Regions from separate parts of the Homo sapiens genome. Here region 1 is linked to region 2. A link is a loop called in an ENCODE intact Hi-C map of the cell type or tissue named here. Cell type or tissue: PC-9. All regions are shown on one strand.

What was found. Hi-C counts contacts between places; a loop is a spot of excess contacts. Peaks named below come from ENCODE experiments on the same cell type or tissue, not always from the same donor. Only the 100,000 strongest peaks of a DNase experiment are listed, where the experiment ranks them.
Region 1: a loop joins it to region 2, with 2.8 times the contacts of the local background. A loop is called at or near these places in 2 of 110 quality-filtered maps.

Annotation. Positions count from the first base shown.
Region 1 is chr1:64,979,745-64,987,744 of GRCh38, forward strand. It overlaps LINC01359 (long intergenic non-protein coding RNA 1359), which reads right to left. Exons shown (of 7, transcript NR_119383.1): 5 at 7,519-7,929; 6 at 67-124. It also overlaps a transcript of JAK1 not described here and the pseudogene SLC2A3P2. Among named protein-coding and RNA genes, the nearest start is that of JAK1, 17 kb to the left of the region's middle. In PC-9, no CTCF peak of the experiment used is centred here; DNase peaks (open chromatin) are centred at 3,577 and 7,867; H3K27ac peaks cover 1,124 bases.
Region 2 is chr1:64,893,222-64,901,221 of GRCh38, forward strand. The region is part of intron 1 of JAK1 (Janus kinase 1); the gene reads right to left. Among named protein-coding and RNA genes, the nearest start is that of JAK1, 69 kb to the right of the region's middle. RefSeq lists an enhancer at 2,475-2,544. In PC-9, no CTCF peak of the experiment used is centred here; DNase peaks (open chromatin) are centred at 5,000 and 5,470; H3K4me3 peaks cover 786 bases; H3K27ac peaks cover 4,055 bases.

The DNA of each region.
Region 1 (8,000 bases), 87 kb after region 2:
TAATCAAGCATCAAATGGCTGATACAGACATAAATGTCATAAGATTTCAGAGACAGGAAACATTACCGAAAATCCAGATAGACTTCATGGGGCTTGTGAAATGTGAACCGAACCGTGAAGGACACTGAAAAAGAGGCAGGAAAGTGTCAGGCCTATTTAATTGGCATTTATATCCTTCCCAGAATTGTTAAGATTAGGTTTATTTTTGTGTCTGAAATGCACGTGTATTGTCTTCCCTCAATTTTAGGTACCACGACAGCAGAAACCATGTATAATACAATATTTATATTGATTCAGCATGACAGATATTTGTAGAGCATCTACTATACGTCAGACACTGTACTAAGTAAGCTTTGGAGGGGAGGGAAAGGTCAAGAAGGAAAGAGAAAAGACTTGGAGATAAAACTCAGAAGTCAGATGAGACCTGTTTGTTGCTGAAAGATCTGGGTAAACTTGGTTTGAACTCTCAACACGGTGCCTGGACTGTGGAAGTGTAAAGCCCTTTCAAGAGTGAGGTAACTTCTGGAGGGACACTTCCACCTCCTCATTCTACTCTGTTTTGCACCATGTTACAATGAAGGCACTCACACAAAGCTCCCTGGGTTTGGCAGCCATCCCTGAAGATGTAGGTAGGTAGGAATCACAGCTCTGCTGCCCTGGTGGCTGCTTTCTCCATTTTCCCTCTGCCCTCCCTCCTTTTGCCCTCGCGTTCTCCATTGCAGATTGCCCCCCAAAATTTCCAAAACCTCCCTGCAGTATGCACAGCAAGTTGACCCTCCTCTAACAGCTGGATCCTTGGTCTCAATTTTCTTTTTTTTTTTTAAACTCTTTTTTTATATATATATATACTTTAAGTTTTAGGGTACATGTGCACAACGTGCCGGTTTGTCACATATGTATACATGTGCCATGTTGGTGTGCTGCACCCATTAACTCGTCATTTACATTAGGTATACCTCCTAATGCTATCCCACCCTCCTCCCCCTACCCCACGACAGGCCCTGGTGTGTGATGTTCCCCTTCCTGTGTCCGAGAGTTCTCATTGTTCAGTTCCCACCTATGGAGTGAGAACATGCGGTGTTTGGTTTTTTGTCCTTGCGATAGTTTGCTGAGAATGATGGTTTCCAGCTTCATCCATGTCCCTACAAAGGACATGAACTCATCATTTTTTATGGCTGCATAGTATTCCATGGTGTATATGTGCCACATTTTCTTAATCCAGTCTATCATTGTTGGGCATCAATTTTCTACCTCAAGCATTTTCCAACCTATTTATTCTATTACACCTAATTTCTCAACTGATTTTTTCCAAGCCTAGATGCTTCTATTTTCAGGAAGAAATATGGCACCAGCTGTAAAACAATGGCGATATTGTCTCCACCTTGTTACACAGAGATAAGTGCCCTGGTAACTCTAAGAGAAACCCACAGGGCTATGAAGGGACAGAAAGAGAAAGTACAGGAAATGAGTCAGGAAGGGTTTTTTGGACCTTTCTAAGTGATCTCTCTCTCTGTCCTGAATTCACACAGTATTTATTGCCTACATCATTCCTTGGAAACGTGTCTTTTAATGCCTTCTATTGCTGTTTGTCTTTCCTTCTGTTGGTGCTATATCTCCTTGACCAGATGTTTTGCAGTTCCAGTACGGCAGGCTTTTCCCTTCACCCCTGGAACGCTCGTGGCACCTGGCCCAGTGCCTCCAGGGTAAAATGGGCCTCACTGATTGGTCTGTTGAGCCTCAACCTGTGGGAGCTTTATGATTTGCCTAGTTTCACAAGACCTTCCCTAAATTTTCCTAAAAATGCCACATGGCAGGTGTTTGTTTCAATTAAAATAAATTAAAATATCTCTAAGAATGCACTGAGTATTTAATCAATTTGCTTGAGATGGCTGGAGATGTCCACTCAAATTCCAGCAATGAGGACCTGGAAAGGACTAACATGTATTTAAGTACCCTTACCTCCCAGCCATCTGCTTTCATTCTCAAAATCACCTTTTGAGGTGAGATTAGGTGATTTGCCAGTGTTTACACTATTACACAGCAGGAACTGAAGTTTTAACAGGGCACACCTAGCTTCAAAGCTCCTGTTCTTTTCACTGTCTCACACTCCAGGATAATAATGCCCCTTTAGAGATATTCAAATTTTCATCATCACTAAGAAGAGCACTTATCCACTAGGATGCAAACTAAACAAACTATCCCAACAGTTAGTGTCCTGGAGATGTAAAAAGAAAGTTGACTCCATGAACTTGAACAAGTGGCTTCACCTTTCCGAGCTTCCAGTTACTTATCTGTACATATACAATTCTACAGAGTTGATGTCAACACTAAGTTAAATAACACACACACACACACACGCACACACACACGCACACACACGCACACACACACACATACAACCAGGGAAGCAGTCTTTCTGTTGGCTGAAAAAGATCAACTGTATTCTTTGAAGATTTCGAGTGTTAAGTTAAAATCCTCCTTCCTTTTACAGAGTGTAAAATGGGAGCTGACACTCAGGTCTGACATTCAGATGAGTTGGGCAGGTGTCTTTTAACTGAGTTAACGCATTATGTGATTTGGGAGGGGCATTAGCTGACTCACACAAGAGCAGATTAACCATTACCCCAACATCACACAGCAGCAGCCACAGTCCGGGAGGTAAATTGGCACCACCATCCATATTCTTTGAAGCCCTTCTCCACAGTAACTACCATTGCCCCTCAAACAGGGCCCTTTCAGATTATTGCAATCAGCCCAGGTAGGAGGTAAAAGGGTTGAAGGTATGACCATTATAAAATACGAGGAAGTTCTCTGGGGGAGGATTTGGGGGAATGGAACCACTCTCCCCAGTCCCTTAATGACACCAAGTCCTGCTGGCTTATGTCTCTAAGACCACAGGCTTGGCAGTGAATGAGAGCTGAGTTTTAGCTCTGCTTCATCCTAGTTGTGTGGCTGTGAGTAGTACATTACTACTTTAAATCTCAGTTTTTTAATCTGTAAAATGGGAGTGATAATATTTTCTGTCTTTTTTTTTCATGTGTACATTCAGAATTTTTATCTTAAAACAAAGAAGCACCAGAGTAACATTAATAAGAGAAAATCCATATGAAAATATTCACAGTCTGGTCAGTGAGAAATGAGAAAACAACTTCCCTGCCTTACTGTCCACCCGCTGTTTGAGGAGCCAGAAGTAGAGGTGAAGTTGGAAGAAGGTCACCTTTTCCAGCTAAACCCCACTGCTATGTGCATTTTTATTCGACGCCTCAACAACCAGAGGGAACAGTGAGAACTGAGAACCAAAATACTGTTCAAGCATTTTACTTTAGCAAGCATTCAGCTAAAGGGTCTGAGATGTGTAAGCACCAAGAAGGGAAAGGGAGATCCAGCAACATAGGAAAAAGGGGGCTGTGGGAATAAACACAGAGCAAATAAGTCAACAATAACCTACTTCCACCCAGAGCAAAGTGACAGTGCACATACATTCATACTCTCAAGTATGGGCTACACTGCACACTGACTCATACTATCTCAAACATGGCCTATTGGAAAGATTCAATCCCCCTAAGGGCACTCGGCACAGGACCACGGTGGTCATGGTAACAGACATAGACAAGCATGCCGTGACCCTGAAGCAACAACACACGTTAGATAATAATCGTTCAGAAAAAAATCTTCTCCCAGAGCTGAGGCTACAAATTCCAAGTCAGCTATAAACATTCTTTCTGGAATTCCTTTAAAGATATGGGTCAAAGTAAAACAAAAATCAACACCTAAAATCTCCTAAAGAACAAAATGGAGAAATGACGAACCTCTACCAAGAACCAATTATTTTAGGTTTCTCATTTGGATGGCTCTACCACCAGATGGGTGGTGGGGTTACTTAAAAAGTAATGAGTCTACTACAAGGGGAAGGAGTTGTTTGGTCCAGTGAGAAGGAACAGGCTTTCTAGAAATAACTTTCCCTGCCCTGGACTCCATCCAAAATTAGAACCCATCAACTGCCATTAACTACAATGCCCATCTTGGTTAATAATCCTGGACTTCAAGTAATACTACATATAAACTATAATTTTAAAGAAAAAAGTTCCAAAAGAAATCAGTAGCTTTATTATATAGGCATATGACTTTTCTGAGAAATTAAACTTAAGAGTTTCCACCTGAAGGACAGAAATTGTTAAGAGGTAATGTGCAGATCTCAGGCACCACATCATTTACCCTCCAATAATTAACTACATTTCTCCCTAAATTCTCCTTATTGCACCTTAACCGCTCCAGCATCAAATCTTCTACTCTATAACCTCTTTTAAACACCTCCTTTTAACCTCAGTTTCCTTATGTTTTCATTATTTGGCAAAATTACACTTAAAACATAATATTTATGTAATTAAACCAGGAGGTAAAAATAAATAAAACTCAAGTTAATTTGCTGTGTACAGCTGTATGGAAGTGAGGAAGGTGCTCTTACATAAACCCTGTCTGCCTTCCCACAGTGTGTGTGTATCTGCTTCCTGGTAAGTCTGCGGTTGGGGGAACTGCACCTTACTTTTCCTCCCCTATATCCCCTAGAGGGCAATATTAGAACCCAAGGGAGAAGAGCTGGCAAAGTTGTCGTATCCCAAGTGGTCAATCCCTCCTGAAATGAAGGGTAGGTTCACTTGGTCTCTCCTACGCAGAAGAGAATGTCCAAGAAATGAAATATTTTAAAAGCCATTGAAAATTCAACAAGCTCCAGTCTTGTTGAGGGAGAAAGGAATCAAGTAGCAGCATTCAGAAGCAGCCCTGGGTTCATCCTTATGAGGTCTCTCCCTCATTCAGGGAGGTGGCTTTCCCTTGCTGGGAGGGAGGTTGAAGGAGGCATGATTTAGACATTGGTGGTGGTCTCCTTAGCAGGCTGGATACTGTTCATCTCCATGACACAGTCCTTCCAGATCTATTTGCATCGTGTGCCTGCCCCTCAAAGGCCTATGTGATATCCTTGAAAGTCCTGTAACACATCTCAGGGACTTTGAAGAAGGTAAAGATCAAGAAGGTAATGAGGAAGTCGGTGAAGATAATAAAAACGTAGGCTCCTAAATAGTAAGCAGCAGAAGGGAAAAGCAATCTGACTAGGAAGTTGGAGGTCCAGGTGGAGCAGCCGGCCACTGCCATCACAGCTGGGCCAGGGCCCTGGCTGAAGAGTTCAGCCACAATAAACCAGGGAATGTGGTCTGGCCCAATTTCAAAGAAGACCACAAAGACCAAGATAGCCCCAATACAGACAAAGCTTATCCCATTACACTCATCCTTCAATAACAAACAAACAGACATGAGGATGGAACAAAAAGCCATCCCTCCAAGGCCTATCATATGTAGAGTCCTTCTTACTGCCCTTTCCACTAGAAATAGGGAAACTATAGTGAAGATAGTATTAACCACACCCACACCAATGGTGACACAGATGGGCTCTTGAACACCTGCACCCTTAAAGATTCCTGTTGAGTAATAGAACACAGTATTGATTACAGAGAGCTGCTGAGAGAGCTGGAGCATGATGGAAATGATGATGGGCTGTCGGTAGCTGGATACTCTAAAGAGCTCCAGCACAGTGACTTGCTTTTCTTGTGCCATCCTTGCACTCTCATCTTTCATCTCCTGGATGTCTTGGGATACATCCTGGGTGCCCCACAACCACTGGAGGATCTCCTTAGCATTCTCCTCTTCTTTTCTGTTAATGAGCAAGAATCTGGGACTTTCAGGGCAAAAAGGAAGGGCTGCACTTTGTAGCATAGCAGGAGAGATGGGAAAGCCTAATAGCACAGGCCATAGGTCTTCAGACCCCAGGATGAATTCCAGATCAAAGATCTGGGCCACCAGAATTCCAACAACAATGCCCAGCTGGTTGAGAGTGCCAAAGACACCTTGCAGGCCAATAGGTGAGATGTCTCCGATGTACGTGGGCACAAAACCTGTGCAGAGTCTGCAGAAGAGGCCAATAACCAAGTAGGCCAGGATCAGTATTTCAACCAACTCAGCTACTTTACACAGTCCCATAAGGCAGCCACCAGTGGCAGCCAACAGGTTGACAGTAAGCATTGAATTACGCCTGTCAAAGCTGTTGACAAACAGTCCAACAGAAAAGGAGCTAATCATACAACCAATGGAGAATATGGCCATAGACAAGCACCAAAGGGACAAGCACAACATCTCAGAGGGAGGGGTATTTGCCTTGTCCTTCAAAGTGTTGATAAATTCCCTTATGATCATCTCAGGAGCATTGATGACCCCAGTGTTGTAGCCAAATTGGAAAGAGCCGATTGTAGCAATTGTGATGGCGAAGATCAGAGATGGGGTGACCTTCTATGTCCCCCATGGCCTCAATCTAATTGTTTTTTTTTTTTTTGGACAGAGTTTCACTCTTGTTGCTCAGCCTGGAGTGCAGTGGGGCGATCTCAGCTCACTGCAACCTCTGCCTCCCGGGTTCAGGCGATTCTCCTGCCTCAGCCTCCCAAATAGCTGGCATTATAGGTGTGCACAACCACACCCTGTTAATTTTTTGTATTTTTAGTAGAGATAGGGTTTCAAGATGTTAGCCAGGCTGGTCTCGAACTCCTGACTTCAGGTGACTCACCCACCTCGGCCTCCCAAAGTGCTGGGATTACAGGTGTGAGCCACTGTACCTGGCCCCTAATCTAATTCTTTTCAAGTCTTTAAGAAAGATCTAGGAGTGTGATTCCAGAGACACCTTTTTCAACCAATGAAACCTTCAAAATTTCCTTCTCGGCAGCAAGTTTTCTCCAGGTCCTCAGGAATGCTCTAAAACTCTCACCATTACAGCATCTCCTATTTTCTATCTTCTAAAGTTGTTGTGAAGATTAAGTTAAATAATAAGCTGGGTGCAGTGGCTCATGTCTGTAATCCCAGCACTTTGGAGGGCTGAGGCAAGAAGATCACTTGAGCCCAGGTGTTATTCAAGACCAGCCTGGGAAACAGAGAGAGACCGTCTCTACAAAAAAATGGTGTTGCATGCCTGTAGTCCCAGCTACTTGGGAGGCTGAGGTGGGAGGCTTGAGCCCAGGAGGTCAAGGCTGCAGTGAGCCATGATTGTGCCACTGCCCTCCAGCCTGGGTGACAGAGTGAGACACTGCCCAACAGCCACCCCCCACCCAAAAAAAAAATATAAAGCACTTAGTACAGTATCTGGCATATTGTAAGCTCTTTATAAAGTTGATTATTATTTTATTATTAGCAGGGACCAAGGCCTTAACGTTGTAAGATGCAGGGAAATAACAAAAGGAAAGAAAGGCTCCCTGTTGCTGAAGCAGCCATTGCCACAGTCAGGTGCACAAGGTCTAGCACAATTTGGCTCCCAGCCAATCTTACCCTACGGTTACCTGCACGCACTCCCTGAAAACTTCCTTAGTTCCTCAAGGTAGGCAGAATTCCTCCTTTAGTTTCCCAGAGTACTTTGCATGTACTTTTCTACTTTCCCTTATCACAATCCATTCTATTTTGCTTGCATATCTATTCACTCTACCCTACCTTATCCCAGGCTGTGAGTTTATGGACAGCAGGAACCAAGCAGTCATCCTTGTATTTGCAGCCATAGGCATTCTGTAAGTATTGGATGAGGATGGAAGGATAGATGGATAGACAGACAGATAAGGAACATGGGATAACTAGTGACTTGGTAAAGGATTAGGCCTGGGTACCCAGGAGACCAATTAAAACAGTCATTGCTTCACAAGCTTCTCTAAGGCTGGATCTGAACAGAAGTGCAAAGGGCATGACATTTGAAGAATTGTTTGCCTGGTGTGGATGGTTAGGCAATCTACATGTGCCTTCAAGGGAAAAGCATGGCTAGTTGGTGACTGCTGACAAAGTTGGTATCAGGCAGAACACCTTGGCAACCAGAAGCCAAGGCAGGATGATGCCTCTAAGTCTTCCTGCAGCCTGAAAAGTTAATAGATTAGTCAATTAGAAGCAAGTCCTTTGAAGTGTGGTCAGTTTCAGGCAGACTTGTG
Region 2 (8,000 bases):
TCTTGCAGGAAAAAGGCAGACAGCAAGGAAAGGAGGGGAGGGTGCAAGAGGAACAGAGCTTGTGCGAGAGCTTCTTCCCACCAGTCAGAAAGAGGCCCATGTTCCAGCCCAGATCCACTAGGACCTGCCTGGTGTTGAGCAAGCCTCTTAACCTCTCTGAGCTCAAACCCTGCATAATGAAAAAGTATTGGATGCCCTCCAAAGTTCCTTATAGAAGCAGTTAAAAGCCTGCTCTTGGAGTCACCCTAACCTGGGTCCAGATCCCAGCTCTAACACCCACTGTCTGAGACCTTAGGCCAGTTTCTTAACCTCTGTTGAGTTTGTTTCCTCAGAATAATAGAAGTATCTACTTTACAGGGTTGTTGTGATGATGATTCAAGATTTCCCTAAATCTCTTAATGCTAAAATAAAATGCTCACACCCATTAGGAAATCAGTTTTCTGTGAGTATGCGCAAGGCTTTTAAAAAGCTTAAAACTGAAAAAAGAAACAAATAAAACAAACCCTAACTTATAAAAGTTTGAAACCATTTTGTACTGCACCTAACATAGCTCATTTTTTATTAACATGTATTTCCAAAATGTCACAATGTAAAGACATAGAATCTCCTGCTGATAAGTCATCTGACAAAGCTTGAAGGTACCCATAATTTAAAGGAATACAAAGGAAAACAACCCTGAATCCTTCCACCCCTTGCTAAATTTTACTATTTGTGTCTACCAAGCATTCACCTACTTCTTCTCACCTGTCACATACTAAGTTCATTTAGGGCAGACACAAATCTAACATGCTTCCTATATCCACTCAGTGTTCTTGGGTACAATCAACAGAAACCAGCTCTGCTTACCTAAGGGTAAAATGAGTTTAAGGGAAAGACAGAAGGACAGAGGAACAGCCTGATAAGGACACCACTGCTCGCACAGCCTCCACCGGTCACCAGCCATCACCAGGACTGGACTCCCAACTCTGCTGCTTCCATGAATGATCTCAAGCCACCTCTGTATGTTTGCACCACTCCCTCCAGATTCAAAGTCCTGACGAGGAGGAATCGAAGAGGTTGAACCTAGTTTGCCCTCAGTTATGTGTCTGCACCTCCTTCAGCTTCCACAGCAACAATGGGAGACCACTCTAGAAACAAAGGGGGTTCCAATGCTAGACAACCCCCCAAATGGCAAATGTCCATTTCAGTCTATGCACCAAAGGTACTCAGCTATTGCCTCAAAATGTAAGTTAGGAGAGAAAACAAAACAAAACGAGGCGGGGCACAATGGCTCACGCCTGTAATCCCAGCACTTTGGGACGCCAAGGTGGGCGGATCACTTGAGGTCAGGAGTTCGAAACCAGCCTGGCCAATATGGTGAAACCCCGTCTCTACTAAAAAAAACAAAAAACAAAAAACAAAAAAGGTTAGCCGGGCGTGGTGGTGGGTGCCTGTAATCCCAGCTACTCAGGAGGCTGAGGCAGGAGAATCGCTTGAACCCGGGAGGCAGAGGGTGCAGAGAGCAAAGATCATGCTGCTGCACTCTAGCCTAGGTGTCAGAGCAAGACTACGTCTCAAAAAACAAACAAAAAAAAACCAGGAAATCTCAAGAAAAATCTTTCTCTACATGGCCCCCCTACACTTGGCCCCCTCAACCAAAAAACTGTAACCAGTTTTTATGTTCAGCTTTGAAACTGCCCTGCCAACAAAGACTCCAATCTTAAACTGCTGGCAGAGCTCTCAGCGAACCCTATCCATATAATGAGTAATGCACTTAGTCTTCACCAAGGCGGCAGCAGCATCAGGGCAGAGCAGGATCGGCAGGTCACCACAGCGCCTCTGGAGCCACTGTGCCACCTCTCACTCCTCCCCAGTCTGCCCCAGTTTCCCCTAGCATTCAGCCAAGAATCCAGCTAGGGTTACACATCATTGTCTGATATCCTAGGAACCTATGCTGACAGCCATGCTTAAAACAGCTTTGCAGTCTTTTTTGACCATGATCCACCGTAAAAAATATATTTTGTAGTACACATGTGTGTATATGACATACAAGTTTCACAAAAAGATATTGATCCTTACTATGTGCCATTCCCTCTACCTTCTATTCTACATTTTCTTATATTTAATACATTTTTAAATGCTAAACAAGACCCACAAAACAGATTTCACAGCCCAGTAAAGATTAACAGACTACAGTTTGAAAAACACTGTTTTAAAGGACCCAACAAGGTTACTACTAATCAAATTTACCTTATTTTTGTTTTTATTTCAGCAAATATAAGAAAGTGAATATAAAACAGTGAGACATTCCCCAGCTGAATATGAAACAGTGAGACATATTTCACCTCAAACTTCTTTGGTTACCACAAGATTACTTCTCTTTTCTCACAATGTATAGCCTATGATGTTTCAATACAAACAGCTGGACTGAGACCCATACAACGCATATGCACAGTCTTCATTTCACAATAAGCTTCTCCTCCCAGAAAGCTCTTCAGTTGGTTACCTCCTACAGCCATATAATGGTACCACAAAGATCTAGAATATGTAGAAACTATACCCACAAAGCATGGAAGGTCTATTTTTAAAATTCTGCCAAACCACTCTTCTTACACATGACTTATTTTCTCACAGTCCCAGGTGTCTAACTTCATGATCACATCTAGGGATGCTTCGTACAACCAAAAGAATTCAAAATCCATTCTGTGTACCTTGCAACTGTGCAAAATTTTCAGTGTATTTCATGGAAACAACGGTTATCGTAAATGAAGAGTTCAGTGCATGCCTGTCAATGGGGAACTACTCGGGAACGGGGAAGCTATCCAAGTCTTGGAGATTTAGATGGTAGATGGGTATCCTGAAATAGGTTAGGAATCTTTAATTGTATTTCCCTATCAATGAATTGAAAACGGTGATCAGATGCAGTTATTCTTTCTCAAGATAAATGCTCCTTTTCCCACTCTGCACATAGGAAGGCAGTCTCAATGACACTTTTTTGCATCCTTGAAGCACAGTCCAGAGCATGCTTACATTCACAATTCTTTTACGAATAGCCCTTGTCTAACAGACAACACTTGAATTTAGCCAAACTGGCATCCATTTCAAAGTATCAAACTATTTAGTGGCAATGCCTGGTCATTCCACTTAATTTTTCTGTTGGTTTCTTTGCAGGGGATGGGATACACTACAGACTCCAGCCACGGAGCTTCTTTTGTCTTTCCTTCCCAGGAATAAAAGCATAGAAAAAGAAGACTGAAGGATAATTTGCAAGACTACTTAGCAATTAGTGGAGGCAAATATTATGGTAGGATGTAAATAACTAATTGGGCTAAATATAACTAGGAGAAATAACTCACTTGTTCCAGGACATCATTAATTAAGTAAAATCAACAAAAACGCATTGTGTAAAGCCTGCGATGCACAGCTCAGTAAGAAGAAAAGAAAACAACAAAAGATATATCGCCAAAGAAGAATTAGCAACCCAAGCACATAGCAAGGTAATAATACATGACTGATTGCCAAACACAGGACACACCCGACCAAGCGAAAAGAGCACGTCTGGAGAAGGTCTAAGAGTGGGGCTGGTGTAGTGAGTTTGATCGGATCCAGAGGACGGCAGGGAAAACCAGCATGGTGGGGTTGAATGTTCAGGCTCAGGAAAACCTCAGCCCTGCCACTTAGTAGCTGGCTTTGAATAATTTTTAACTTTCTATGACTGTTTTCTCATTTGCAAATAAGGATAATCATAATTATTTTACAGGCTTATTTTAAACTCTTGGAAAAATATATACATAAACACAGTAGGAAAACTGGCTCACAGCAGGCATGCAATACTACTACTATCACTACGAAGAAGGTGGGATACAAACAGGATGAAAACAGGAGCTGAGTGAGGACAACATTCCAAATAAGGGAAACATGAAGAAATAGCAAAAGAAGGAAAGTGGGGTTGGGCACGATGGCTCACGCCTGCAATCTCAGCCCTTTGGAAGGCCGAGGCGGGTGGATCACTTGAGGTCAGGACTTTGAGACCAGCCTGGCCAACATGGTGAAACCCTGTCCCTACTAAAAATACAAAAATTAGCCAGGTGTGGTGGTGAGCACCTGTAGTCCCAGCTACTTGGGAGGCTGAGGCAGGAGAATCGCTTAAACCAGAAGGTGGAGGTTGCAGTGAGCTGTGCCACTGCACTCCAGCCTGGGCAACAGAGCAAGACTGCATCCCAAAAGAAAAAGAGAAAAAAAAAGAAGAGGAGCAGGAGGACGAGGGAGGAGGAGGGGGGGAGGGGGAGGGGGGGAGGAGGAGGGGGGAGGGGGAGGGGGAGGGGGAGGGAGGAGGAGGAGGAGGAGGAGGAGGAGGAGGAGGAGGAGGAGGAGGAGGAGGAGGAGGAGGAAAGCCGGAGGGTAAGGCACTTGACTGAAGACTAAACAGGTTTGTGTAGAACCAAAAAAGATGAGGTAAGGAGGAAAACTGGGCCCAGGCTACAAATGCCCCCTAAGGAGTCTGGATTTTCTTCTGAGGGGATACTACCCAAGGAGAATGCAGATCCCCAGATTCATGTGAATTCCTCAAGTGGAAAGTCCCCAGTATGTGAAGGTGTGCTACGTGGGGTGGGGGTTCTCACACATAGGAAATGATGGGAAAGGCATGGGCATAGGACACCTGAAATTCAACTGTGTAAAAATAATGTCCTTCTTTTTAAAGATTCTTAATGAATCTGCTACTCTTTGATGGATATATAGGCACTGTACATTGAGAAAGGACAATAAAATTTAACTGAGCAAACAGTTCAAATACTGCTATGGGTAAGAGCTAATTTGAATATTCATTTGAGGGATCCATACCTTTGCCCCACCTCGCTATACACACATACAAAAAGGAAACTTCTTTAAAAAATAAAATAAAATGAGAAGCTAGAGGTTTTCTTGTGTAAATCATGATGTTAATGAGTCAGAAAGAACTTTCCCAAAGCTTGTCTTCCTGGTTGTCGCGTCTGGCTGGGACATCCACTAATAGCACTGGGAGAGTCAACATTCTGCTGCTGGTGACTCATCCTCCTCTGCTAGCACAGTCGGAGGGACCAGCAAGTTCACGGGGCTGCCCTTGGGAGTCACTCTGAATTATTTTTGTAACATCTTGTCCTTGGATAAAAGGGAATACAGAGTCAGAAACCAGAGGCCAGGAGGCCATCTATTACTCAGCAGAGTTGTTTACACAGCCCTGTTCCTCTATTATCCAGAATTCAGTGTTCTGGATAACTGATAAAATTAAGGCACCTATGTTTCCAGGGAGCTGAATACAGCAAATGCACAAAAGTCATGTTGGATGAAATTCTACCTTCCCTTGATGATTCAGAAGACCATATCAGACCTTCTCAGGCATGACTGCAGATGACAAAGAGATTATTAGAACCTGATTTTGACCCATTTCCATCTCACAAGCCTGTGAAATGTGGACTCAAGGGTGTGGGAGAACTTCAGTTAGCAAAATTTGCATAAATAGTTTCCTTCTACTGTCATCCAGTTAAACAGTCTCCAGGAGCTTGCATGAATGCTTTATCAGGTCACCAAGCTCTCTGATGTATGTCCAGCCAGGTGCTCCCTGAACATTTCTGGGCCTGGCCAAAACTGTGCTTGTTCAGTGCATTTCAGCTGTATATATAGCTAATAATTAGCAGCAGAAATGTGGCACAAACCCAAATCTCATGGATCCCACATTGCACCAAAATAAATATTAATGAAGGCACCTCTGCCTTTTTAGTCTTTCTCCAAATGAATTTTTAAAAAAGCAAAGTTGGCTTAACTGCTCATGACCATTGACTAATATAAAAATCAATAAAAAATCAATAATTATATACTTTTTACAATTTACAAAGCACTTTCAATACTTGATCTCAATCCTCACAATAATTTGAAGTATCATTCCTCTTATTCTACTCATAAGCAAACTAAAGCTTAGAAACACTAAGTGACTTGTGAAAGATCACATGTATTTATTACCTAGGACTCAAATCTAAGTCATTAGACAGCAAAGGAAATGGAAACAACTAATGGAAAAAGGACCTATAATCATGGTGAAAAGGTGAAATTTCAGTAAATTAAAATTGTTTATCTATCTAGTCAGTAAAGTTGGTGTTATACTTCTTTTTAAATGTAAATATAAGCCTGGATTAGGTAGAAGTATAAATTACTGTCACCTATAAACTATGGGTGACAACTCTAAAAATCATTTAGACTCATCATAAATGCACACATTCAACATTATAGAAAGATATCACTGAAAAGCCAAAGTTCCCCTCCCTCCTCCCAGAGATAGTCACTATTCAGTTTTTGGTAAGGCTGAGCAACCCAAATCAAAAAATCTGAAGTCTGAAATGCTCCAAAATATGACTTTTTGACTACCACATTTCTTGAAGGAAATGCTCATTGGAGGATTTTGAATTTTCAGATTTGGGATGCTCAATGGGTAAGCATAGTGCTAATATTATAAAATCCCAAAAATCTGAAATCTGAAAATTGTCTGGTCTCAAGCATTTCAGATAGGGGATACTCATCTGTACAACTCTCCCTGAGAACAATTTAGCTCCACTTTCAATTTGGACTTGAAGATTCTCCTATGTTTTGACACAAGAATCTTACAATATGGTAATGAAAAAATCAAATTGAAAAACAGCATGTATAGGATGATCCTAGCTATGATGCATAGACGCACACATGTAATCCTAAAGAAACGGTGACAAAATGGATGGGGAGGACATTACAAGAATAATTACCTGTGAGTATTCCAAGGTGTTTGTGATAGTAGTTACTTCATTTTGCACACTTTTAGAGATTTTCTAAGTGTTCTGCATCAAATATGTGTTACTACACTAATGAGGGGAGAAAAGTCATTCCCCCTGGGTTATACAGGAAATTAGGGCTGGGAGTAGGAATTCAGGAGAGCCAATTCACCTCTCTACCTGCTGCAATGGCTCAAGATTGACTAGCAATTCAAAGCAATTAAGAGATGTGACAAGGCAAAACATAATTATTTGTCATTGACTGATAGAGATATTAAGTGCTATGACTTCAGAGGACAAAGAGATCATTCTAGCATGGAATTATTCCAAAGGATTCATAAGTCAGAGATCTAAGAAGGTAAAGGGAACAGATGAGCTCCATTCTAGGTGAAGATAAAGGTGTAATCAAAGGTAACAGACATTAAATCACCAAGCGAGTTCTGGGGACAGTAAGCACAAGACTTAAGCATTTCATGAAGAGAAGAAAACAAGACTTAGAAGGCAGGCTGGGGTCAGACTGACATGAAGTGAGACAGCGAAGTGGACAGAGATCTTGGAGTCCTAGGAACTGCGACCATATCCACTTGGGGAGCAAGCCCTAATCGTTCTAACTCTGTTGTCTCTGTTCTAACTCTGTTGTCTCTACCCACTTATCTCCCAAATTACTGCAACAATCTCCTGAAAGTTTCTGCCTTCATTCTCGTCCGCTTCTATTCCAAGTCTCTACAATGCAGCCAGTCTTATTTCTAGACTGCTAATCTGGAAGTATCATGCTCTAAAACTCTTTTATTTCTTACTCTCTTAGGTGACATGGCTTACAAGGCTACTTGTAATCAACTTCTCATGGCTCATCCCCATTTGTGCCCTGAACTCCAAACGTACTGAGTTACCTGCAGTTCCTGTAATCCAGCATGACTTTGTCCTCCAAGCCTTTGCTGTCCCCACTCATCCTTCAGTTCCTAGCTCAGGAATCATCTCCATCAAGGTTTCCCTGACTTCTCCCATTTCCCAAGTGAGGCGTTCAGAGAGTCCTGTGCTTACCTTTGGAGTAGCACTTACATCCTGCTCCCTAACTGTCTGTAGAATCATCTGTCTTCGCTGTCTTTGAGCACCCTGAGGGCAGGGACTGCAGCTGTTATCTGGGTACATACAACACCAAATAACAATGCCTAAGGCATGCCAGATATTCAATAAATGTCTGTGTAAGAAGCAAATGTTTAAACATTTCCTTCCCCAGCATGCCTT